Regions from separate parts of the Homo sapiens genome. Here region 1 is linked to region 2. A link is a loop called in an ENCODE intact Hi-C map of the cell type or tissue named here. Cell type or tissue: A673. All regions are shown on one strand. Each heading gives the region's core, and the rest is flanking DNA. Links, peaks and the distances in the headings are about the cores only. Region 1 overlaps NRF1 (nuclear respiratory factor 1). Region 2 overlaps SMO (smoothened, frizzled class receptor).

Region 1 (15,975 bases), core at 7,793-10,292, 430 kb before region 2:
ATTCATAATTGCCCAAACTTGGAAGCACCAAAATGTCCTTCCGTAGGTGAATGGATAAACTGTGGTACATCCAGACAATAGAATATCATTCAGCACTAAAAAGAAATGAGCTTTCAAGCTATGAGAAAATGTAGAAGAAGCTTAAATGCATATTGCTAAGTGAAAAAAGCCAATCTGAAAAGGCTACACACTTATGATTCCAATTACATGGCCTTCTGGAAAAGCAAAACTATGGGGACGGTAAAAAGATTAGAGGTTGCCAAGGATTGGGGGAAGGGAGGGATGAACAGGCGGAGCATTTTCAGGGCAGTGAAACTACTCTGTATGATACAATAATGGTGGATATGGGTTATACATTTGTTCAAATCCATAGAATGTACAATACCATGAGGGAACCCTAATGTAAACTATGTAATGTACAATACCATGAGGGAACCCTAATGTAAACTATGGACTTTGGGTAATAATGACGTGTCAATGTGGGCTCATCAATTGGAACCAAATGTACCACTCTGGTGCAGGATGTTGATAGTGGGGGAGGCTGTGCAAGTGTAAGGAAGAGAAGTATATGGGAATTATCTGTATCTTCCACTCAATTTTGCTGTGAACTTAAAACTGCTATAAAAAATACAGTTTTATTTAAAACCAATTTTTAAAAAAAGGAAATTCTGACTCATGCTACAACATGGATCAACCTTGAGGATATTCTGCTCAGTGAAATAAGCCAGCCACAAAAAAGAACAAATACTGTATGATTCTACTTATGTGAGGCACCTAGAGTAGTCAAATTCATAGAGACAGAAAGTAGACTATTAGTCGCCAGGGGCTGGGAGTACAGAGTTTCAGTTCTGCAAGATAAAGAGTTCTGGAGATTGGCTGCACAACAGTGTGAATGTACTTAACATTACTGAACTATATGCCTAAAAATGATTATGATGGTAAATTTATTGTTATGTATATTTTACAACTAACTTTTTAAAATTACCCTATATACCAGTGTAATTTCTGTGCAAAGAAGTGACTAATCTGGCCGGGCGCGGTGGCTCACGCCTGTAATCCCAGCACTTTGGGAGGCCAAGGCAGGCAGATCACGAGGTCAGGAGATCGAGACCATCCTGGCTAACATGGTGAAACCCTGTCTCTACTAAAAAAATACAAAAAATTAGCCGGGAGTGGTGGCGGGCGCCTGCAGTCCCAGCTACTCGGGAGGCTGAGGTAGGAGAATGGCGTGAACCCGGAAGGCGGAGCTTGCAGTGAGATGCGCCACTGCACTCCAGCCTGGGCGACAGAGCGAGACTCCGTCTCAAATAAATAAATAAATAAAAATAAATTTTAAAAAAGGAAGAAGTGACTAATCTTACAGGAGAATAATATAACCAGCCTGTATTATCTTTATTAAAAATCTTGTATATTATTTGATTATTTTAAAAAATAAATTCTTTTAAGAATAACAAACTCTTGAAGGTAAATTGCTGGGTCAAAAGGCATATGTATTTTAAATTTTGATGTATATTGAAAAGCTGAGTGCTTCAGTTGTACACTAACACTATCTCTACTTGTATTAATACAAACCCACATGAACATATACACACATTTAAAATTTGACTATCATGTAACAGTATACAGCACTACACATCTGGAGTTTACCAAAAAATGTCAACCACATAGATATAGAAATATGACCTCTATGGCTGCATGTAAAAGAACATAATTATTTATTTATGTAAAATTTTTCTCTTATTTTGTCCCACTCTACTATAGAAGTCTTTCTCCATCTTGAGATCTTTTGATTCTAAAATCCTTTGTTCCTCTGAGTAACTGCTCTCTTAAACTAATCCTGCTATGTCTTTATTCTTTAGGTGATTTGTTTCTATGTAGATAATCAAATTTTCAATTTTCTGAGGTCTTTGAAAACACAGTAAAATGTGAACATTTGGAAAATCTGGGTAAAGGGTACATGAGAATTCTTTGTACTATTCTTGCAACTTTTCCCAAAGTCTGAAATTATGGCAAAATTAGAAAAGAATTTTTAAGCTACCTGATAAGCTACCCTTCCATATCCTGTTTTATGTGAGTTTCAGAATATCCAAGGGAATATATCCTAGCCCCCAGATTTGTACTACTCTAAAACAATTTAACACACTAAGTCACACAATTGAATATAATATATGAGAGAAAGATACCATTAAAATGCTATTTTTCCATCCATTTCACTGTTCTTCGAGACAAACTGCTTAGGGCATTTTAGAATTCTGGGTACTTCAGAATTATTTTTAAATGATTTGGGATTAGATGGCACCTAACTGCTTTTCAAAGGGATTTGTAGGCTATGCGCTTGGCATAATGGATTTCAATTCTTTGCTCCAGAATGCAGTTCACAGCATGAATCAATAGGGCTGTCTGCTTCACAGGCTTGCCATTTCTGCCCAGAGCCTCATCTCTTTCCACCTCTCTCCCTCTCCCATTCTTTGGCCTCTCTAACCATTTTTTTTTTTTTTTTGAGACAGAGTCTCACTCTGTTGCCCAGGCTGGAGGGCAGTGGTGTGATCTTGGCTCACAGCAACCTCTGCCTCCTGGGTTCAAGCAATTCTCGTGCCTCAGCCTCCCAAGTAGCTAGGATTACAAGTGCACCACCAAGCCCAGCTGATTTTTGTATTTTTAGCAGAGACGGGGTTTTACCATATCAGCCAGGCTGGTCTCAAACTCCTGACCTCAGGTGATCCATCTGCCTCGGTCTCTCAAAGTGCTGGGATTACAGGCTTGAGCCACCGCACCCGGCCTCTCTAACCATTTTTATTCAGCACACCCTGTGAAAAGCAAAGGCAAAGGTATTTCTGACTTCTTTTAACTAGAGTGGGATACTTATGAATGATACTTACAATGTTTCCATAAAATCATAAAAGAAGCAGGTTGGTTAATGCCAGATATGACTGATATGACATATGACATATTGCTGGACATCATCAGACCCCACTCTCCCAAGTCAATTTAGTGAAGCATTTTAGCTTTCCTCCATGAGGAGTTAGATTCCCTGGATAGCTAAAGTGATGTGAACTGTCAATAGGTAAAAATATATTAAATATTCTCTATTTTATAAAACAGCACAGTCTATCACCAAGATATCCAGAACCCCTGGACAAGTTACTCAACCTCTAAGCTACAATTCTATCATTTTTTTTAAGTGAAAAAAAAAATGACTACCTATTCGCAAAAGGATGATATGAGGATTAAATGAGATAACCCAGATAAAGTGAGGAACACAGTGCCCAGCAATAAGTGCCTGACATTAATTATGATGATGCCAGAATCTCTATGTCTTCCCGATTCTACCCTTCTTGACTCATTACTTGACTAGTCTCACAAGCACTGGGCCTCAATTTCTTCATTTCTAAATCAGACAGTCATCTCTGAGGATGGTTTTCTTAACTGTGTAAGAGACTGAATCAGGCATCTAAAAAGCCCTATATTAACTCCAGCAACTGAAATATTGTTCTCCTAGACATAAAATAAAGAAACTATAGGAAACCAAGGCCCCTAGCATAATTTCACAACAGTGCACAAAATGAAGAGGCAGCAGATGGACTTGAGAGTGATTCCTCTGAACTGATATAAAAAGTAAGACGAAAGCGCCGGCAATACATAATGACCTGTGACTCAACACCACATTCAAATAAAACAGCATACCTATCACCCAGAGCCAGTGGTGTTCAGCAGATTAGTCAATACTTCATTTAAAAAAAAAAAAAAGGAAAAAGAAAAAAAATTCCCCCAAGCAATAACTTAACATGGTAACAATTTTACTAAAATCTTTCTTACCCTGGATCATCACCTGGGGTGCAATATATCCTTCATCTAAAGGTCCTTCTTGGCCGGACACAGTGGCTCACACTCGTAATCCCAGCACTTTGGGAGGCCAAGGTGGGAGGATTGCTTATGTCCAGGAGTTCGAGACAAGCCTGGGCAACATAGGGAGACCCCCTCTCTACAAAAAATGAAAAATTAGCTGGGCATGATGGCACATGCCTATAGCCCCAGCTACTCAGGAGGCTAAGGCAAGAGGATTGCTTGAGCCTGGGAGGACAAGGCTTCAGTGAGCCAAGATCGCACCACTGCACTCCTGTGTGAGTGACAGAGTGAGACCCTCTCTCTTAAAAAAAAAATTAAATTAAAAAGTCCTTCTTTATAATATAAACTACAAGAGGTTGGGGTAGGGGTACTCTCTGGTACAGAAGAGCTGCTACTTTTGTCCCTCTAGGCCAGTATGGGTGGGTTAGTGGAAGAAAACACAGAAAAAGATTGTCTTGGCCCAGAGCACCCTGGTACTTGTAGTCAATAATACCTAAGGAGCTACTGGAATTTGAAGGAAATGTCCAAGGGAGTTAAATTTAGTCTAATCCACACATAATGGATGAGATTAAGTGTAGAGTATTTTAAAAATCAAAGCAGAAAGAAAAGCAGGCCAGGAAATCTAATCAAAGTGTAACTAAATGTAAAAGAAAGCATTAGTCTAATCAATAGCATTATCATATCAAAAGAAAAACCACAAGAACTGCCTAAGGGAAAATCTGACACCTAGCCTCAGTCTACAGTCCAAACCCGGGGTGGGGTGGGGGGAACCTAGGCTGGCTCAACTTACATTCTTGAACATATCCAGAATATAAACTGCATAACTAGGATAGAAATTTTACCCTTTCTCAAGAAGCCTAAAGAAGCCTAAAGTCAACTATAGGGTTTGCTCCTCAGGGGGACACTAGGGTAATGGATGGAAATCTCACCACAGCAGTAAAAATTAAAAACAATTCCACAGCTCAAGTCAGAGTGAAAATAGAATCAAAGTAAAATGTGGCTTAATTGTGAGTAAAAATGGAACATAAGAAAAGAAAAATCCATTTGACCTAGGATAATTCTCTTTCAAAGAGTGTATGAGTGATGATATCAGACATGGAAAGAAAAAAAATACCCTCCCACACCACTGGGCTCTACAGTTGAAAAAAAAAAAAAATGAAGCTATAGTTGTACATGTAGTTCCATCTCCAGACCCCGACTACAGACCAAAATACAGAAAATGAAATATAATACAAAACAGCAGGTAAAAGTTATGAACCATGACAATGAAAAAGCAAAGATAAGGCTGACAGAAATTTGGAGGCGGGAGAGGGACAGAAAGGTGGAAGAATGGCTAGGAGTATAGAGTATTAATATCCTATCCTTACATGGTGAGGGAGTCAGGAGACATTATTAGCAGGAGATGGAAACAGTATTACAATGTAACTATCAAAAGTACAAGGGAAAGGAAAAGTACTAAAAAAATAAGTACCTTATATTCCATAAAAGAAAGTCAAGCTGGGTGTGGTGGCTCACGCCTGTAATCTCAGCACTTTGGGAGGCTGAGAAGGGCGGATCACGAGGTCAGGAGGTAGAGACCATCCTGGCTAACACGGTGAAACCCCGTCTCTACTAAAAATACAAAAAGTTAGCCGGGCGTGGTGGCGGGCACCTGTAGTCCCAGCTACTCGGGAGGCAGAGGCAGGAGAATGGCGTGAACCCGGGAGGCGGAGCTTGCAGTGAGCCGAGATTGTGCCACTGCACTCCAGCCTGGGCGACAGAGCGAGACTCCTTCTCAAAAAAAAAAAAAAAAAAAAAAAGTCAATAATGCCCATTTGATAAATCAAGAAATAGTGGTATAGACATATTATTTAGAGTTATGGAGGCATTACTGTTTGATGATACTATAAACAAAACAGTTAAACTATAAACAAAAAACAGCTAATTGTCTCTGAAAAGTGGGACTCGGGATGGGGAAAGAGTGGCAAAAGACTATTGATTTTTATTGTAAGTCCTTCTATTTCATCTTTTATTATATGAATGTATTACTTTGACTTTTAACAAAATGAGCTTTAAAAACAAATAGCTATGATATAGTCTTCCAAACTGATCCTTTTGAAAATTAAAATTAAATGACATGTTAGAGCAAACTGTCACTAGATAAATAAAGCTCCCTTCTTACGTTAAGAACTGAGAACAGCACAGTTCAAGTTTAGAAGTGGCCTTGCCTTGAGGAAGACAAACTCCTAATTTGCGGCATCTAAAACTAACAAAATTGTATGACTAATCAAATATTTTTCATACCAATAGGTTAACTTTGTAAATATTCCTTAATACTAATAACACGATAATCCAGTTAACAATGATGCTTTTATATAATGCTTAAGAAAAATAAGCTTTGGGCTGGGCGTGGTGGCTCACGCCTGTAATCCCAGCACTTTGGGAGGCCAAGGCTGGGGGATCGCGAGGTCAGAAGTTTGAGACTAGCCTGACCAACATGGTGAAACCCTATCTCTACTAAAAATACAAAAATTAGCCAGGGGTGGTGGCTTTAATTCCAGCTATTCTGGAGGCTGAGACAGGAGAATCACTTAAACCTGGGAGTCGGAGGTTGCAGTGAGCAAAGATCGCACCACTGCACTCCAGCCTGGGCAACACAGCGAGACTCTGTCTCAAAAAAAAAAAAAAAAGCAAGAAAAGAAAAAAAAGCTTTACCACACAACTTCATAATGACTTAGGGATGAGTGGATGATTTTATGAAAATACTGTAAGCGCCAGGCATGGTGGCTCATGCCCGTAATCCCGAGAGGCCAGAGGCGGGCAGATCGCGAGGTCTGGAGTCAGCCGGGCCAACATGGTAAAACCCCGTCTCTACTAAAGATACAAAAAATTAGCCGGACATGGTGGCACATGACTGTAATCCCAGCTACTCTGGAGACTGAGGCAGGAGAATTGCTTGAACCCGGGAGGCGGAGGTTGCAGTGAGCCAAGATCGCGCCACTGCATTCTCCAGCCTGGGCGACAGGGTGCGACTCCATCTCGAAGAAAAAAAGAAAAGAAAATACTGTAAGCTCACTGAAGTCAGGGCTCGGGTCCATAAAGTCTCTATGAATAGATCTATCATAATGTGCTCTTTGATAAATGATTGTGGGTAATCAGCTGCACATTTTAATAACTAAAGCTACACCCAGGCAGTTACAGTTTCTGTAACTCTCCTACAAGGTTATGCTTGCTGTTTATCTCTCTCTCTCCGTCTCACTTCCAAGCCCTGTCTTCTATTCTTGTCAGAGTTGCACTATTCCTCGCTCTGGGGCTGAGCCTGCCAACCATGTTTTCCAGACTTTACTGCCAGTATCCTGTTAGGTTTTGCCTAGGGAGACTGGAAGGGGAGAGAAGAAGGGATTTCTTTGCTGTTTTCATTGTTATAATATCAGCATTGCTCCAGCAAGAGGAGTGTTGCACCTCCCAACTCCAGCTGTGCCTCTTCTCTCCTGGTGGTTGAGTACCAGCTGAATGGCATTCCACTAGGAGATCAGATTACCAGCTGCAGGAGGACCTCTCTGAGCTTCCAGGTTCTTCTCTTCTGTTCCCCCAAACCTAGGGGTGGTAGTGCTTCCTATCTGGATTACCCCAGTGTCTTTTGTGCTCTTTCATCTTGTAACACCTGTGTACCCAGTTCCCAGAATTAAATTATCTGAAATGCCACACATGGTTTTCTAGGCCCCGATTAATACTTAAAGAAGAAAATACATACTTGCATTCAAAATTACTCATACAGTGCTGGTAAGCAGCAATCCGGGATTCTCATACCCTCAATAAAGAAGTGATGTAAAAAATGAAGCCCATTTTTACAAGACTACAATTAGAGTTTCTGTTTTCAGACACTGATGAATCTCAAATTTAATGAATCATTAAAAAGATGCTAAGCTATAGAGTATAAAATGTCTCACAGGCCTGGCGCGGTGGCTCACGCCTGTAATCCTAACACCTTGGGAGGCAGGTGGATCAGCTGAGGTCAGAAGTTCAAGACCAGCCTGGCCAACATGATGAAACCCTGTCTCTACTAAAAATACAAAAATCAGCCGGGTGTGGTGGTACACGCCTGTAGTCCCAGCTGCTCGGGAGGCTGAGGCAGGAGAATCGCTTGAACCCGGGAGGCGGAGGCTGCAGTGAGTTGAGATGATGCCACTGCACTCCAGCCTGGGCAACAAAGTGAAACTGTATCTCAGAATACATAAATACATAAAAATAAAATGCTTCACACAGACAGAAATGGGACACTTAGAAGTGAGAAGGGAGCATAGACAGGAAAGTAGGTGATATCAACACAAACTTATGTTTGTGAGTCTATCTGACCTACTCTTTAAGTCTAACATTCCTGCAAACCTCAAAATCAACATCATAGTACTATACTGTCTCTTCATAGAAATAACACTGACAAACAGAAAATAATTTGTCATATTACTCGATGAATAGATCAGGTTTTTGGAAACCAAAGAAAATGTGGTAGCAATGGTACCTTTGACCTTTATCTACCATCCTAACTCCCTAGCGGACTGCGTAGACCTACTGAAAATCAGTGGTGGGTAATGGCTATCATTTCCAGCATGGGAAAGAGCGATTTAGAGTTACCATTCTTTTTTCTTATTATACAACTGGGCTCAGCATGTACAAGTGTCTGGAGAGTCTCCTCTCCATTCTACCTCATGCCTACTTAAACACATCCTCACTTCTCCGGCGGGGTGGTACAAACTCTGGAACCAGAATACTGTATTCCATTTCTTGCTCTGCCACTTACTAGCAACTTGGAGAAGTTTCATTTGACTTTTTCTGTCTTAGTTGTAACATCTGTCAAATGAAGGAAAATAACAGAATCTACTTCATAGAATTACTGGGGACAAAATGAATTACTATTTGAAAAAGGGCTTAAGGGGACATGGTATATAGTGAGTGCTATATAAGTGTAACTTATTCTTATTCCATGTACAAAGATGAGGACAGCAAAGAAATGTTGAAGGGACAGTTACATGATTTTTTTTTTTTTTTTTACACTGGGTGAAATAATGTTTACAGATCACATTAGGAATTTTGACCATACAAATACCTCTATCATAGAGTTCTTAATCGTTTTTGAATCATAAACTTTCTTGGGGATGGGTGAAAGCTACAGAGCTCCTCCCTAGAAAAATGCTACACATACAGAATTCTCCAAAATATTCCAATCTTCTTCTATTCAAATTATAAATAGACTATGTATTACTAGAACACTAGAGGGTGCCACAAGCAAAGGAAAAAATGTAAAGACAGCATGGGGAATTTTGGCTTGCCGGAACATCTTTCCATAGAGAAGAGTTAAGTCAATGTACTTCATCAAATGCTTAAAATATGTCAACTCTCTTATAGGTTCTGGATTAGCACTGTCTGGTAGAACTTTCTGCAATGATGGAAATATTCTAAATGTGTGCTGTCCAAAACTGTAGCTGGACATGTGGACTACTGACCACATGAGATCATAAGGAATTAAATGTTTAATTTTAATTAATATTAAATGGCCATATGTGGCTTGTGGCTACTATATTGAACAGTGCAGTTCTACATTCTAAAAAGTTTTGACTTGCTTCTTATCACAGGCCATTATCTATCAGTGTGAAGGTAATTTCTAATAGAGTGGGTTCATACAATTATTCAGGCCATTTGTCCCTTGTGATAATTCAGCACTATAGAGACAGAAATAAAGATTGTCAGCGTTTTGTCCTTGCCCTACAGACGTTCACAGTCAAAAGTACGCTGTCTTTTTACTCATTATAGATGACCCTACCTACCTAATTTCCTATGTTTCTTTACTGAAACATCTCTCTAAGCCCCTGGGTTATAAGAGCTTAAAAAATAAATAAGTGTATACTGAAAGACTGAATTAATACAGTTAAGTAAGTAGGCTTTCGCCATTTAAAAAACAAATCCTATTCTAGTGATATTTGCTAAGGGTTAAGGGAGCACAGAGAAGACAAAACTGCAAGGACATGGGGCAGGCATCCTGAAGGAAATGACAGAGTCTACAGTCAGAAGCTCGTCAGGCTCCAGAATGAAAAAAAGGGCACTGCAGGCAGCAGCAACGGCTTGTGAAAGCACATGGCATAGCAAGGGGACATCAATGAACGCGCAGACAGCAGATTCAGGGGGAGTCTGGGGACCAAAGGAACACAGCTCCCAACTGCCTCCACACCAGATTCTTTCTTTACACTGCCATTTAGTCTACTAAAAATAAAGCTAATGCTGACCCACCTGTCAAAATGAAAGCAGTCTATCCACACTGTATAACATCTTGTAGCTTACAACCCTGTGTCTGGCACACTGCCTGAATGAAGTAGGTGCCTAGTGAAGGTTGGTGACAACAATAAAAAAGCATTAGAGAGTGCATTCTCAAATATGTAGACGCTTACCAGAAGCTACACATATCAATAAAAAGCAGGTGAGTTGTTAAAGCTATCCCTGGTTTAGAAAGATGGTGAATAGGAAGTTTGGTCTACCCAAGCATTTGCAACTGGGTCAGAATGCAGCTGGCATGGCTCTTTTTGCAGAATAATTGTTTGTCCACAGCTGCTCCCAAATTACCAAAAATCAAATAAGTAGTTGCCATGTGTGATAGCAGGATTAGAGGCTGCCTCAATTTCCATTATGGAAAAATAACGTAAATTGCCACAAGTCCCGCCCCCCAGTCTCAAATAAGCACAAAGGACACTTTTATTCAGATCCTGCATACTGTGAAACAGCATTGTTGCCTGGCTGCTTCAGTGGCGGGCTCAATTCTGCTGGATCTGTCACTACACAACCAACAGCCAGTTAAAGCTATTTCCTAGCTTCTGCAGGACAGCTCAATTCATGATTTTTCTTCTGAAATAACTGAACTAAGGATTTGTTTCTGGATAAAATTATGAAAGTATTTAAGTGCCAATACCACAGACCTAGGAATCTCTGCTATTCAATCATTCTCTCCTTCATTCAACAAATATTTACTGAATTCTTATCAGGTACTCCTACATTATTGTAGCATGTGTATTCCAAGAAAACCTATGACTGGCAATTCTAATTTTGTATCTCTAAGTTTAAAAAGTGTATTCTCAGCCTGGGTGAAATGGTGAAACCCCATCTCTACTAAAAATACAAAAACCAGCTGCGTGTGGTAGTGCATGCCTGTAGTCCCAGCTACTTGGGAGGCTAAGGTGGGAGGATGGAGTGAGCCCAGGAGGCAGAAGTTGCAGTGACTTGAGATTGCACCACTGTACTCCAGCCTGGAAAACAATGGGACCCTATCTCATTTAAAAAAAAAAAAAAAAAAATTTTTTAAAGAATGTATTCTTTTAGAAGTGACTTGTGTTCTTTGGGGGTAACTGAGAAAATATAGGGGAATTAAAAATAAACACAAATCACTGTAACCTGAGATAGCTACATTACCAAGTTAACTATTTTATGTATATGCTTCCAGCATTTCCCCTGCTAGTTTCTTATACAGTTGGTTTTGTTTCATTGTTTTTAAACAAAAATGAGCCTATATTGTATATACTGTATTACAAATATTTTTTCACTTAATATAGATTAAAATATTCCATGTTATTAACATTTTTGTATCTTTTTTAAATGTCTACAGAGCATTCCCTGTAAGAACATACAGTAGTTTAGTTTACCAATCCTCTGAAGTCATTTAGGTTATTTCCAATTTCTCACTATTATAAATAGCACTGTTAATGATAACTAGTATTCAATAAATATCTCTTGAATAATGAGTAAATAAATGGTTTAATAAGCTGAGTCTTGGCTGGGCGCGGTGGCTCACGTCTGTAATCACAGCACTTTGGGAGGCTGAGGCGGGCATATAACTTGAGGTCAGGAGTTCAAGACCAGCCTGGCCAACTGGGTGAAACCCTGTCTCTACTAAAAAAAAATACAAAAAATTAGCTGGGCATGGTGGCGAGTGCCTGTAATCCCAGCTACTAGGGAGGCTGAGGCAGGAGAATTGCTGGAACCTGGGAGGCGGAGGTTGCAGTGAGCCGAGGTTGTGCCACTGCACTCCAGCCTAGGCAACAGAATGAGGCTCTGTCTCAAAAAATAAAATAAGCTAGGCTGGGTGCGGTGGCTCACACCTGTAATCTCAGCACTTTGGGAGGCTGAGGCGGGTGGATCACAAGGTCAGGAGATCGAGACCATCCTGGCTAACATGGTGAAACTCCATCTCTACTAAAAATACAAAAAATTAGCTGGGCGTGGTGGCACGCACCTGTAGTCCCAACTACTCGGGAGGCTGAGGCAGTAGAATCGCTTGAACCCGGGATGTGGAAGTTGCAGAGAGCCGAGATCACACCACTGCACTCCAGCCTGGGTGACAAAGCGAGATTCCATTTCAAAAAAATAAATAAATAAAAATAAAATAAGCTGAGTCTTTAAGCACATACCAAATTATTTCCTTAGCTTTTAAAAGACATAAACATTTTGAGTAATCGTACACTTATGATTCTGCATATGTTCACAGCAGGCAGAGAAAGCGAATGCAATAAAAACAGCAATCTAAATATAAAGGAAAGCACACAATACTTGGTGGTGAATGGAAGACAGAATAAAAATATTAACCTTTTATAACCTAGACAATATGCAAGTTGAGTACAGGTATCAGAAGGTAGAATATAAAAAGAGGGACGTGAAGGGGGTATTTACAATCCCATTTTCCAAAATGGCAAGTTAAGAGGCCCTACAGGAAGTTGATGGATCAAAAAATTAAAGTTTATCATTTAAAATTATAAAGATAATTAATAAATGACTTTCAAAGTAATATAAATATCAAATAATGACAGGGGTAAAAAAGTGAGTTAAATTCTCATTTTTCACATCAAAAACTTCACAGGTATCATCTAAAGTTGATAAATCAAGGAACAGAAGTCTAAACACATTATTAAGGCTTATGGAAGTAACCACAAGTGAAGCTAAAAACAGAAATAGTGAAAAAGTTTTTAAAGGCTGTCTCTGGATAGTAGGACTGGGATGGCAAGAAAAGGGAAGAGCCAGGAGGCTTATGGTTATTCATCATAAGGTCTCCACGGCTCTGTGATTTGTTAGGATGTACAAATAACACCCTGATGAAGACTGGCTGAAAAATCTGGAACTGTTTACTTTGGTTCCCAAAGATATAATCTTACCTTGATAACTGGTCAAATCCAACTGTCCACAGAGCATTCCTTTAACCAGAGGCAAACCTAAAATGCTTAAGACTTTGGAGACTAGTTTGATGTTCTCATTTTCCAAATTGTGACCAAGAAAGACCCAGTGAGTTACCCAAAGTCACATCTCTAATTGGTGGCAAATCCAAAACTTGAACCCCTATCTCCTGCTTCTCAATCAAGTGTTCCAGCTGCTCCATCAGAGTCCCACCCTTTGTACCCGAGCACAGTCTCCACTCATTATTTGCTTGGGCTCCTTAACTGCTAATGCAAGCTATTATGTATTAATAGCTTAATAATTAAGCTATTAATTAATTAATCTTCAAGCCAAAATTTGGGTTTTACTGGGGGTACGGTAAATTTGGGTTTTGTCTTTTAAGAGACAGGGTCTCACTCAATCACCTAGGCTGGAGTGCAGTGGTGCAATCATGGCTCACTGCAGCCTTGACCTCCTGGGACCCTCCTGCCTCAGCCTCCAGAGTAGCTGGGACTACAGACGGGAGCCACCACGCCCAGCTAATTAAAAAAATTTTTTTGTAGGGACCAGGTCTCACTATGTTGCCAGGCTGGTCTTAAACTCCTGGGCTCATGCGATCCTCCTACCTTGGCCTCCTAAAGTACTTGGATTACAGGCATGAACCACAGCACCCAGCCGTGAATTTGTATTATAAAACGGTATGTGTGTTGAATTGATTTTTCAAATTGTACCTGCAGCCACCCATCCTGGTCCCTCTAATACATCTCCTGCTCCCTCAACCCTCAACCCCACCATCACTGCCTTAGATAATATACAATAGCTACTTTGAGAGTTGATTCCCACAAACTGAGAGGTCTGACAGCATGATTCTCAGCCACAGGAATAAATGCAGTTTATAAAGTTGCCAAAGCAGTCTTGTGAAGCTACAGTATTCTGTGAGCGCCAGAGTGTTCAACTGACTTTATGTTCTTCTTCACCTATATTAAATTGTTTAGCTAACTATCCATTCCCATTTTCAGTAGATGGAAAGAGAAAAATATTACTTTTTTTAAAAAAGGGGGGGCGGAAGAGCGCAGTGGCTCACGCCTGTAATCCCAGCACTTTGGGAGGCTGAGGCAGGCGGATCACCTGAGGCCAGGAGTTCGAGACCAGCCTGGCCAGCATGGTGAAACCCTGTTTCTACTAAAGACACAAAAATTAGCTGGGTGTGGTGGCATGCACCTATAATCCCAGCTACTCGGGAGGCTGAGGCAGGAGAATGGCTTGAACCCAGGAGGTGGAGGTTGCAGTGAGCCCTGAGATCATGCCACTGCACTGCAGCCTGGGCGACAGAGCAAGACTCCATCTCGCAAAAAAAAAAAAAAAAGGGTTGTGGGGACAAGGGGCTGACTTTTTAAGGAAAATGGAGAGTTGGGCACACCATTTCTATGTTTGTATTAAACCAATTTATAAAAATTATTTTAAGTTGAATTTTAAAAGGTATGAAAATCTGTACAAATTATTATTTATATAAATTTAGGAACAAGGAAACAACAAAATGTAAAACTGGAACCACGCCAATTACTGGAAATCAAGTATATATGGAAGAGTCAAGATCAAATAACCAAAATCCCCATAAATTGTCAGGAGTTTGAGAGCAGCCTGGCCAAAATAGTGAAACCCCATCTCTACTAAAAACACAATAATTAGCCAGGCATGGTGGCGCACGCCTATAATCCCAGCTACTCGGGAGGCTGAGAAGGGAGGATCAGTAAAGCCATGGAGGTCGAGGCTGCAGTAAGCAGAGACTGTGTCACTGCACTGCAGCCTGGGGGACAGAGTGAGAACCTGTCCCAAAAAAAATTCCCATATTTACTTTGTGAGTTAATTCATTGAGATAAACTGTATCTTGAATTACTTAGAAAATTAAAGATGCCATATAATCAAAATTAGAGGCACAGTAGTAAGAAGGAAAAAAAATCAAATTAGAATCCTACACAAGGATGTTAAAGTAAAAAAGCATATTATATTTCAAGACTAAAGCAAAATTTAGAAAGTAATTGAACATAAAATTAAAATGCCTTTACCTAAAACTAGGCATAACATCTCCATTTTAGAATTTAAGTCTATAAAAGATATCACTAAACTCACAGAAGGAGGGGAGAAATGCTACCTAAGTTCCTAAAGAAATCAAAACTACCTAAATAACATTTACACTATATTTCCTGTTTAAAAAAACCAATCACCAAAATTTTTCCATGACTACTACCAATGTTGCCATTTACAAGAAGTATAGGCTAGAGAAGAGAATAATTATCCCATAAGAATAAAAAATATTTTTCTCAATACCACTTTCTCAGTGTAATCTTTGATAAAATTCTCAAAAACAGAAGGGGAAAAGAGGCCATCAAATGTAATTTACCATACCCACATTTATCAGCAGCTACTCGGTCCTGGCCACAATGGATGTCCTGCAGCTGGCTGTCAAACCACCAAAAGCTGCTCATCATCCACCTTCCTAGTCTCTTAGAACTAAGCTCACTTGGGTCAAAACAAGTCAACCGTCTTTCTCGCCAGCAGTAATATGCTGGAATAAAGTGTCAAGTATAATTCTGGCTGCCAAGATTTTGTTCTGAAGAACAGACTTGTAACTATGAAAGGGGACATTAAATTAGAGCTATTGTCTGAAAGAAAAGGGCAATCTGTATCTGTAGCTTGACTGGGATAACACAGGTCTTGATCTGTAGTCAAACCAGAGGAAAAGGAAGCAACCAGAAAAAAACACCACATATCACAACCCCCAAAAAGAGTGAACTATTGAAAAAAAAAAAACTGTGCCAGTAGCAATGTACAAAAAAAACTAGAGTCTACTTTAGAATAGACTCCATGTGCTGTGCAACAAGGAATATTAACTCTTGGTACAGAGAAATATCACAGAAGCCTTAAAGCAGAGGTGTCCAATCTTCTGGCTTCCCCAGGCCACGTTGG
Region 2 (11,698 bases), core at 3,050-5,549:
GATTATGGGGGGGGTTCCTCTCTATGCTCAGAGAAACAGGAGCAAAGGGGTTCATACAGTTTACAGCTGTTTCAGAGACTTACAGCCCTAACAACCCAGGCAGCCACTGGACAGCTACTCTTTAGACATCTAGTCTTTGGTGTCACTGTGTTTTGCCTGGCAAGGAGAAGGAAGGAGGCCAGGCATGGTGGCTCACACCTGTAATCCCAACACTTTGGGAGGCCGAGGCGGGTGGATCACTTGAGGTCAGCAGTTCGAGACCAGCCTGGCCAACGTGGTGAAACCCCATCTCTAATAAAAATACAAAAATTAGCCAGGCGTGGTGGCTTCTGCCTGTAGTTCCAGCTACTCAGGAGGCTGAGGCAGGAGAATCCTTTGAACGCAGGAGGTGGAGGTTGCAGTGAGCCGAGATTGCACCACTACACTCCAGCCTGGGCAACAGAGCAAGACTCTGTCTCAAAAAAAAAGAAGGAGAAGGGAGAGAAATCACCTGCCTCGATCTTCTTTCCTGTCCTACTATTTTGGAAATCTGTTCACTCTGTGTGGTTGTCCTGCCTTGAATGGAGGCTCTCATTTCCTGATCTCCAAATTTGTGCCTCACAGTACATGTCGGAAGGCATCTGAGCACTGCCATTTCCACAGAGCTCACAAGACACAAGAGATTCTTAAGTTTTTTCTTCACATTCCGGCTTTCAGAATTTCCTTCCTGTTAAAAAGAAACCAGCCCAGAGCTTCATCCTCCAGCTGTCGGAGCAGAGATTAGCAGCTCTGTAACTGATTTCATTCTTCCCCCTAATGCTCAAGGGAGCTACGGTACAGCCACCTGGCATGTGTTGGAGCTCATAGGCAGCAGCTGCCTACCTGCCACTAGAATTGATTACTGAGAGGATGAATTAATTCTTCAGTGTGATGTGGTTATAAAATATAAGGAGTTAGAGCACTGGAATGAAACTGATACCCTGTTTTATTCCAGTCACCACCACTGATTGGGGCCAACCATCAGGACACATTCTTCAACCTGTTGTCAACTCCATCCCTACATACCTGCTGCTTCTGCCATCCTTGTAGCTGAGGGACACCAGGTACAGTTGAAGATCAAATTACATACTAGAAACAGGGTAATTAAGCACCAGTTTATGAACTATTTAATGAAATATTTGGACTACAGGTCTTCTTCCTTCACCCGGCTCATTCAGCTTCCAGAACGCTGGCAAGCAGGAATGTAACGTCCATGCAGGACATTGGTATAAAAAAGAATTTCTTTTTTTCTTTTTCTTTTTTTTTTTTTGAGATGGAGTCTCGTGCCATCGCCCAGACTAGAGTGCAGTGGCATGATCTCGGCTCACTGCAACCTCTGCCTCCTGGGTTCAAGCAATTCTCCTGCCTCAGCCTCCCGAGTAGCTGGGACTACAGGCACGTGTCACCACACCCGGATAATTTTTTGTATTTTTAGTAGAGACGGGGTTTCACCATGTTAGCCAGGATGGTCTCAATCTCCTGACCTCGTGATCTGCCCGCCTTGGCCTCCCAAACTGCTGGGATTACAAGCCTGAGCCACCGCGCCCGGCCAATAAAGAAGAATTTCTTGGCCAGGCACGGTGGCTCACACCTGAAATCCCAGCACTTGGGAGGCCAAGGCGGGCAAATCACGAGGTCAGGAGTTTGAGACCAGCCTGACTAACATGGTGAAATCCCGTCTCTACTAAAATACACAAATTAGCTGGGTGTGGTGGCACACGCCTGTAGTCCCAGCAACTCGGGAGGCTGAGGCAGGAGAATTGCTTGAACTTGGGAGGCAGAGACTGCAGTGAGCTGAGATTGCGCCACGGCACTCCAGCCTGGGCAACAGAGCAAGACTGTGTCTCAAAAAAAAAAAAAAAAAAAAAGAAGAATTTCTCTGAGGTATCTGACCAATCCAAGAGAGAAAACAAAGATACTAACATTGAGAGTTTCCAAAGGAAATAAGCCAGCCAGATCACCCGCCCTGAAGACCATACTCATGTTCACAGAGCTTCCGTGAACAATTTAGTGTCACATTCTTAAGTATGAACAGACAACCAAAGTCACCAGACATATGAAGAAAACTTTGGTTTTTTGTTTCGAGACAGAGTCTCACTCTTGCTGCCCAGGCCAGAGTGCAGTGGCATAATCATAGCTAACTGCAACCTCTGCCTCCTGGGCTCAAGCAATCCTCCCACCTCAGCCTCCCAAGTAACTGGAACTACAGGTTTGCACCACTACACCTGGCTAATTAAAAAAAAATGTTTTTGGTAGAGTAGGGCTCTTGCTATGTTGCCCAGGCTGGTCTCGAACTTCTAGTTGTTTTTTTTTTTTTGGAGACGGAGTCTCGCTCTTGTTGCCTAGGCTGGCGTGCAGTGGCGCAATCTCGGCTCACTGCAACCTCCGCCTCCCAGGTTCAAGCAATTCTCCTGCCTCAGCCTCCCGAGTAGCTGGGACTAAAGGCACCCACCACCATGCCGAGCTAATTTTTCATATTTTAGTAGAGACGGGGTTTTACCATGTTACCCAGGCTGGTCTCAAACTTCTGAGCTCAGGCCATCTGCCTGCCTTGGCCTCCCAAAGTGCTAGAGTTACAGGCATGAGCCACCGTGCCCAGCCTGTTTTTTTGTGGTTTTTTGTTTTTTGTTTTTTTTTAGATGGAGTCTCACACAGTTGCCCAGGCTGGAGTGCAATGGCAGGATCTCGGCTCACTGCAACCTCCGCCTCCCAGGCTCAAGCGATTCTCCTCCCTCAGCCTCCCGAGTAGCTGGGATTACAGGCACGCATTACCACATCCAGCTGATTTTTTTTTTATTTTGAGTAGAGATGGGGTTTCACCATGCTAACCAGGCTGGTCTTGAACTCCTGAGCTCGTGATTCACCCACCTCAACCTCTCAAAGTGCTGTGATTACAGGTGCTAGCCACTGTGCCCAGGCTTGCTTTCCTTTTGAGCAGCGGGGAGAGTGGGGTGGGGTATTGGTCAAAGGGTACTTTAGCTAAATCTGTTATACTTTTCTTTAAAAAAAAAAAAAGATCTGAAGCAAATATGATAAAATGATAAAAAGTTGATAATTCTGAGTGGTGGGAATATGAGTGTTTATTAGGTTGTTCTTTGTACTTTTCTATATCGTTTCAATTTCTTAAAAACAAAAGTAGGCTGGGCATAGTGGCTCATGCCTATAATCCCCACACTTTGGGAGCCCAAGGCAAAAGATCACTTTGATGCCAGGAGTTCAAGACCAGCATAGGCAACATGACCAGACCCTGTCTCTAAAAAAAATTTGTTTTTAATAACATTTGTCTGGCATGATGGTACATGCCTGTAGTTGTAGCTACTTGGGAGGCTGAGGCCGGAGGATCCTTTGAGCCCAGGAGTTTGAGGCTGTAGTGGGCTATGATTGCACCACTGCCCTCCAACCTGGGCAACAGAGCAAGATTCTGTCTCTAAAAATAAAAATAAAAAAGCAGGCAGAGGCTGAACACGGTGGCTGATGCCTGCAATTTCAGCACCTTGGGAGGCCAAGGCAGGAAGATCACCTGGGCCGAGACCAAGTTGGAGACCAGCCTGGACAACATAGTGAGACCCCATCTCTACAAAAAATAAAATTAGGCTGGCATGGTGATGTGCACCTGTAGTCCCAGCAGCTTGGGAGGCTGAGGCAGGAACATCGCCTGACCCAGGAAATTGAGGCTGCAGTGAGCCGAGATTGCATCACTGCACTCCAGCCTGGGCAACAGAGTGAGACCCTGTCTCAAAAAAAAAAAAAAAAAAAAAAAAGAAGACAGAGGAACAACACTCCAGCATGGGCAACAGAGTGACACCCTGTCTCAAAAAAAAAAAAAAAAAAAAAAAGCACAGAGGAACAAAGATGGGCAGTGGACAGACTGCTTTAAGGAAGCTGGAACAAACAGAGGCAAGGCCAGCTGAATTTGAAAGAATGGTAAGAGGCCCAATGAGGCAGCTGAGGGCAGAGCCTGTGATGAGGGGCACGCATGGGGAGCTGTGTTTTCAGGGCAACAGCATAGCAGGGAGTCCCCCAAACTGGGAGTCCCACAAACCAGGCTCCCCTTGGATCCTGAGGGGTTTCTTTGGGGATCTCACTCAGGAGCTTTTGGTAGAAGGGTGGTTACTGTTGTTCAGTCCTGAGATTGATGCTCCCGTAGGGATACTACTGGAAGATTTCTTGGTTGTGGGAGTGTCCATGGTGCTGGACATCTGCATTCACAAAGGTGGGCTCACATTGCCCCCTAGTGGCCACAGAGTCTCTGCACAAATGTCACATTTCTCAGCTGTTTTTTTGGAGACAGGGTGGTGCTTGCTGTAGCCCAGCGCCCAGGCTGGAGTGCAGTGGTGCATTCTCGGCCAGCCTTGACCCTCGCGGGCTCAAGCAGTCCTCCTACCTCAGCCTCCCGAGTAGCTGGGACTATAGGCATGCACCGCCACGTCTGGCTAATTTATTTTTTGTAGAGACACAGTTTCGCCATGTTGGCCAGCCTGGTCTCAAACTCCTGGACTCAAGTGATTCTCTCGCCTCAGCCTCCCAAAATGCTGGGATTACAGACGTGAACCACAGTGCCTGGCCTATTTCTCAGCTTTTAAGGCCCAGATTGAACTCCCCTTTCACCCCATCTCCCATCCTTTACATAAGTAATCCCACTAAAGAAAGGATAGAAGGAGGGAGGAAAACTAGTAGTCAACTGTCTTTGGAGATGAAAAGAAGAACATTGTAACACTCCCCTTTGTTTCAGAAAAGATCCTTAAACAGCACTGATAACTTTCATTATTTTAAATACTGTTGTTGATAAAGGCTAAAAAATAGCTGTAACAATGCTAAGGGAAGCAGTAACGGCCGGGAAGAACAAGAAGAGCAGGTGTAAGAGGATGTGGGATGGCCAGAGGGAACATAAACCAGGAAACCTGGATAGAGAGAAAAATCAAAGGCGGGATTAAGCGTGGAAAGAGCCTGGACACTAGTCAGGAAGAGCCTGGACCTAGTGTCTGTCACTCACTAGCTGCGGGGTAGCAAGCAAGTCATTTTGCTTCACTGAGCTTATATTTTCCAATTAAAATGGCAACAACTGGCTGGGCTCAGTGGCTCACGCCTGTAATCCCAGCACTTTGGGAAGCCAAGGCAGGTGGATCACCTGAGGTCGGGAGTTTGAGACCAGCCTGACCAACATGGAGAAACCCTATCTCTACTAAAAATACAAAATTAGCCAGGTGTGGTGGTACATGCCTGTAATCCCAGCTACTTGGGAGGCTAAGGCAGGAGAATCACTTGAACCCTGGAGGTGGAGGTTGTGGTGAGCTGAGATCACACCATTGCACTCCAGCCTGGGCAGCAAGAGTGAAACTCTGTCTCAAAATACTTAAAATAAAATAAAATAAAATGGCAAAAACTGCAATGACTTTTGCATCAACCTAACACATAAAATGAGCTCCTCTGATTGGTTTATTATTCTCTGAATTAAACAAGAGACAGTGGAGCACCATGGCTAAGTGCCCACTGGAGCCAACAAAATGCCAGCATTTCCACTTACTGTGTGGTCTTGGGCAAGCTACTGAAACTCTCTGTGCCTCAGTATCTTGAGGGGTGTTAACAGAGCCTCACAGGTCTGAATCTGTGAAATTTGATGAATTAATGTACACAAAGTGCTTAGAGAAGTACCCGGCAAGCATACACTAAGAGTTGGCATTTTTTTTTTTTTTTTTTGGATTTATTGATCATTCTTGGGTGTTTCTCGGAGCGGGGGATGTGGCAGGGTCATAGGATAATAGTGGAGAGAAGGTCAGCAGATAAACACGTGAACAAAGGTCTCTGGTTTTCCTAGGCAGAGGTCCCTGCGGCCTTCTGCAGTGTTTGTGTCCCTGGGTACTTGAGATTAGGGAGTGGTGATGACTCTTAACGAGCATGCTGTCTTCAAGCATCTGTTTAACAAAGCACATCTTGCACTGCCCTTAATCCATTTAACCCTGAGTTGACACAGCGCATGTTTCAGAGAGCACGGGGTTGGGGGTAAGGTTATAGATTAACAGCATCCCAAGGCAGAAGAATTTTTCTTAGTACAGAACAAAATGGAGTCTCCTATGTTTACTTCTTTCTACACAGACACAGTAACAATCTGATCTCTCTTTCTTTTCCCCACATTTCCCCCTTTTCTTTTCGACAAAACCACTATCGTCATCATGGCCCGTTCTCAATGGTCGCTGTCTCTTTGGAGCTGTTGGGTACACCTCCCAGACAGGGCAGCCGGGCAGAGGCGCTCTTCACCTCCCAGACGGGGCAGCCGGGCAGAGGCGCTCCTCACCTCCCAGACGAAGGGGGGCCAGGCAAAGGCGCTCCTCACTTCCCAGACGGGGTGGCGGCTGGGCAGAGGCGCTCCTCACATCCCAGACGGTGGGTGGCTGGGCAGAGGCGCTCCTCACATCCCAGATGATGGGCGGCTGGGCAGAGGGGCTCCTCACTTCTCAGACGGGGCAGCTGGGCAGAGGCGCTCCTCAGTTCCCAGATGGGGTGGTGGCCGGGCAGAGGCACTCCTCACATCCCAGATGATGGGCGGCCGGGCAGAGGTGCCCCTCACATCCCAGACGATGGGCGGCCAGGCAGAGACGCTCCTCACTTCCTAAACGGGGTGACGGCCGGGCAGAGGTGGTCCCCACTTCCCAGACAGGGTGGCGGCCAGGCAGAGGTGCTCCTCACTTCCCAGACGGGGCGGCCGGGCATAGGCACTCCTCATATCCCAGACGGGGCGGCCGGGCAGAGGGGCTCCTCACATCCCAGACGATGGGCGGCCAGGCAGAGACGCTCCTCACTTCCTAGATGGGGTGGTGGCCGGGCAGAGGCTGTAATCTTAGCACTTTCGGAGGCCAAGGCAGGCGGCTGGGAGGTGGAGGTTGTAGCAAGCTGAGATCATGCCACTGCACTCCAGCCTGGGCAACATTGAGCATTGAGTGAGCGAGACTCTGCAATCTCAGCACCTCGGGAGGCCGAGGTGGGCAGATCACTCTAGGTCAAGAGCTGGAGACCAGCCCAGTCAACACGGCGAAACCCCGTCTCCACCAAAAATACAAAAACCAGTCAGGCGTGGCGGCACGCGCCTGCAATCCCAGGCACTTGGCAGGCTGAGGCAGGAGAATCATGGGAGCCTGAGGTAGGGAGGTTGCAGCGAGCTGAGATCACGGCAGTACAGTCCAGCCTCGGCAACAGAGGGCGACCGAAGAAAGAGAGAGGGAGAGGGGCAGGGGGAGGGGGAGGGGGAGGCTTTTTTTTTTTTCTGAGACAGAGTCTTGCTGTGTTGCCCAGGCTAGAGTACAGTGATGCAGTCACAGCTCACTGCAGCCTCCAGCTCCTGGGCTCAAGCAATCCACCTCAGACTCCCAAGACCTGGGACCACAGGCACACAACCACGCCCCGCTAATTTTTTAATCTTTTGTAGAGATGGGGGTCTCATTTTGTTGCCCAGGCTGGTCTCAAACTCTGGGCTCAAGCAGCCCTCCTGCCTCGGCCTCCCAAGGTGCTGGAATTTCAGGCATGAGCCACTGTGCCCAGCCAAGAGTTAGCTATTATTAATACACATGTAAAGTGCCTAGGAATACAATCCGTGGGTTAGTATTCCCTTTCCCCTTCTCCTGGAATCTGGCCATGGTCAAAATGCGGTGTCCTCATCACATGAGCAGCATTCAAAGACTACTCCTGGCTGGGCGCAGTGGCTCACGCCTGTAATCCCAGCACTTTGGGAGGCCGTGGCGGGCAGATCACGAGGTCAGGAGATTGAGACCATCCTGGCTAACATGGTGAAACCCCGTCTCTACTAAAAATACAAAAAATTAGCCGGGCGTGGTGGCGGGCACCTGTAGTCCCAGCTACTTGGGAGGCTGATGCAGGAGAATGGCATGAACCAGGGAGGCAGAGCTTGCAGTGAGCCGAGATTGTGCCACTGCACTCCAGCCTGGGCGACAGGGAGACTCTGTCTCAAAAAAAAAAAAAAAATTAGGCCGGGCGCAGTGGCCCACATCTGTAATCCCAGCACTTCAGGAGGCCAAGGCGGGCGGATCACCTGAGGTCAGGAGTTTGGGACCAGCCTGGCCAACATGGAGAAACCTTGTCTCTACTAAAAATACAGAAACTAGTGGGGTGTGGTAGTGCGCGCCTGAAATCCCAGCTACTTGGGGGGCTGAGGCAGAAGAATCGCTTGAACCAGGGAGGCAGAGGTTACAGTGAACTGAGATGGCACCACTGCACTCCAGCCTGGGCGATGGAGCAAGGCTCATTCTCAAAATAAATAAATAAATAAATAAATAAATAAATAAATAAACAAACAAAAATTAGCTGGGCATGGTGGCACACGTCTGTAATCCCAGCTACTCGGGAGGCTGAGGCAGGAGAAATTCTTGAACCCAGGAGGCGGAGGTTGCAGTGAGCTGAGATTGTGCCACTGCACTCCAGCCTGGGCAATAGAGTGAAACTCTATTTCAACAACAAAAAAGAGTACTCCCCAAACAAGCCTGGTCTGTACTCCACAATACCCGCCAGGTCTGTGGGCACCAGCCCCTTTGCTACACAGACCTCCTTCTCTCATAATCCTGAGCCCTTGCACCCCAGTTCCCAGTCTTCTACTGATTATCTCATTGGAGGAAGTGGGGCTAACAGGCTTCCCTGACTGGCCAGGGGAGGAAGCTGTGGATCAGAATGCGTCTAGCCCAATGGACGTCCCTGGTAGAAGAAAGAGGCCCCCAGAGATGAGGTCCAGGAATGCCTCGAGGAGTCCTGCCCATCTCCACTCCCATCAGGCAGACACCATCACCCCAGGGGAAGCTGCATGCCTGTGCTCAATTATCTTGTGATCACTGCTCCGCGAGGCAGCCGTGGTCACAGAAGAGCTTTTGTTCATATAGAGCCGACTGGCTCAGGTGGACAGCCAGCACATGAGGGCGCCATCAGCCTGACATCTGACTGTCAGCCGTGGCCACATTAGCACAAAGCTCTTGGCCTTTCAGAGCACCCTCGGGAAGATGGGGAAGACCAAAAAGATTGGGACCAAGACAAGGTAAGGAGGCCAGGATCGGAGCCCATAGAAGAAAGAACGCACTAGCTGGGCGCGGTGGCTCACGCCTGTAATCCCAGCCCTTTGGAGCCCGAGGCGGGTGGATCACTTGAGGTCAGGAGTTCGAGACCAGCCTGGCCAACATGGTGAAACCCCCTCTTTACTAAAAATACAAAAATTAGCTGGGTGTGGTGGCAGGCACCTGTAATCCCAGCTACTCAGGAGGCTGAGGCAGAATTGCTTGAACCCAGGAGACGGAGGTTGCAGTGAGCCAATATCATGTCACTGCACTCCAGCCTGGGGGATAGAGTGAGACTTTTATCTCAATTAAAAAAAAAAAAAAGAGAGAGAAAGAAAAAGAAAAAAAAAAGGAAAAACACACCAAGAGTTTATACAAAAACCTTTTATTGACTGTATTTCTTCTCCCCATAACCTGGAACCCAGCCAGCATCTATGGCTTCCTGCTGTCTGATTCTTGAAAGTGGGGCCTTGGGAACATGTTTGGAGGCTATGGAAGGTGGGAATCTCCTCACCCACCGGCTATGCAGGTTGAAGGAAGCTTTCTTGCCTGGCTGAAGCTACGGCAGCTTCCCAGGGTAGCCCCTCAAGTCTAGAGGACCCATCCCCCACTAAATGGGTGTGAGGAAGAGATGATGCATCTTTCAGAGGCTTTGTCACTCACTGCTCCTATCCCACTCCAGACTGAGGCCCTAGAGCTGAACCAGTCTCTCCTGTGGAGATGGGGCCCAGCAGCGAGGGGAGGGGGTTAGAGGTGAGTGTGTGCAGCAGCTCTGGGTCCTCATCAACAAAAAGGAAACGCAAAGAGGTTGGCACCGCTGAAACTGAACTGAAATGGAACAGAAGAAGGAGGATATAGGAGAACAAAAGATGGGTTTGGGGTAGTGCCACCTATTAAGAGAGGACATGGCCCCTGTGGGAGCAGGTCCTTCCAGCCCCACAAACACCTGGGAGAGGAATACGGTGCCCTGGCCCTACTTAGACAAAGGACTAATGACACAGTCAACACTTTTGGACTGAGACTGCCAGGAAAGGGCACCCATCAGCCCAGAAAACGGCAGCCAGCCCTCATCTGCCAGACATAGGCTAGGCTGCCTCCCTGGCCACCAAAGCCCACTCTGGGAACTGTCACCTCTGCCTCCACCGTTCCTGCCCCACCACAAGCTCTGCATACCCCCTGCCCCGATGGAGCAGATGCTGCCAACCAGGCTGCAGCTGGCAGGGCAGAAACAAGGACCCTGAGCTCCAGGGCCCTGTCCCTGGGGTGAGGCCTCCCCATGGAGATGTTAGGCTCTTTCCCACAGTCCTGCTGCTTTGAGCCAGACATCCAGAACTCTCTTCGGAGGGCAGTCAGCCCACAGGTTCTCTGGAAGACGGGATCCTAGGGAAGCATGCTCGGTGAGGAAGAAGAGCCTTGAAGGTATTGGTTCCTCTCTTTCCTGTCCCAGGTCCTGCTCTGCAGGCTCAGAAGTCCGAGTCTGCATCCATGAGTTCTGTGTCCATCAGGTTGGTGCGGGAGTGAATAGGCCCCAGGCCCTGTCGGCGGCCATGAGCCCATGCCACGGGGGCCGGTGCACTGGGCAGAAATGGATCCTGAGGGGGACTGGGCTCTGGGCAGAATGGGTTGGAGACCAGGGTCCACGCTCCCTGTCGGCAAGAGTCCCCAGCTCCCCAGGCACCTGCAGCCACCAGGCATTTCTGCCGGGGCAGCTGAGGCAGTCGAGGAATGGTACTGGGGGCAGGGGCAGGGGGGTGAAGCTCAGGGGGCGGCGCCAGCGGGCACACCTCCTTCTTCCTCTTCCTCCTCTTCTTCTTCCGGCCCAGGCGCTTCTGCAGCTCTGGGGAGATCTCTGCCTCAACCAGCCACAGGTTGGCTTGTTCCTCTGGGGGCACTGACAGGAGGAGAGACAACACGAGCCTGGGGCCCTGGCTCTGTCCATGCCACCCCCGCTCCCCTGGGAGCACTTAACCTGTTAGTTCTGGGGCCCAGGTCTCTAGACTCTTAGAGCCTCAGCCCCACTCTTCAGATCCTCTGGGGCCTTTCCTTCCTCTTCCTCCTCCTCCGACAGCCCCTGTACTCCAGTCCCAGAAGCCCCCAGCCTCTGTGCTCCCCCCACCTTCCTCCAGAAGCTTGAACTCTCATACCTGGAGTTGCCACAGGGGTGACAGAAATATCCTGGGGCAGTATGGCTCCTCTCCGAGCCACCATCTTGGTGACATGCTGGGCCCAGGCAGAGGAGACATCAGCTGAGGGCTCATTGAGGTCAAAGGCCAAGCCCGCTGTGGGAATGGAAGGAAGGAAAGGAGAAGGAATAGTGACTTCCCGGTCCCTGGCAGTGCCTCCCATAGTCAGTGCCATTCATCTTCCCACAGCCAGTCCCTCCTGCTCACCAGAGAAAGCTCACCCTGTAACCACGGTGATCTCTACCCCTTCAGAATCTGAAGAGAAGGGCCTCACGTCCCCAAAGGGCCTAACTGGAGGCCAGAAATCCAGTTCTTGGAACCCTGACTTACTCTTGCCCAGGGAGAGCAACTGGAGAATTTATGAGAAGGGAGAGGGAGGGGAGTCTTCTTGGAACCCAAGCACCGGCAAGCAGACCCAGGGGCAGAAACAGAGAGGGGAGAGCCCCCCAG

The links. Hi-C counts contacts between places; a loop is a spot of excess contacts. Peaks named below come from ENCODE experiments on the same cell type or tissue, not always from the same donor. Only the 100,000 strongest peaks of a DNase experiment are listed, where the experiment ranks them.
Region 1: it touches region 2 in a loop (14-fold over the local background); 19 of 110 quality-filtered maps call a loop at or near these places.

What each region holds. Positions count from the first base shown.
Region 1 is chr7:129,637,945-129,653,919 of GRCh38, reverse strand. All of the region lies in intron 1 of NRF1 (nuclear respiratory factor 1), which reads right to left. Among named protein-coding and RNA genes, the nearest start is that of NRF1, 34 kb to the right of the region's middle. In A673, for the core only: a CTCF peak has its summit at 9,072 (motif pointing right); a DNase peak (open chromatin) is centred at 9,119.
Region 2 is chr7:129,211,282-129,222,979 of GRCh38, reverse strand. It overlaps SMO (smoothened, frizzled class receptor), which reads right to left. Exons shown (of 12, transcript NM_005631.5): 11 at 11,210-11,344; 12 at 9,435-10,956. The coding sequence ends at 10,529. Among named protein-coding and RNA genes, the nearest start is that of AHCYL2, 7.9 kb to the left of the region's middle. RefSeq lists a silencer at 678-972 and enhancers at 4,220-4,269, 5,654-6,242. In A673, for the core only: a CTCF peak has its summit at 4,257 (motif pointing left); a DNase peak (open chromatin) is centred at 4,219.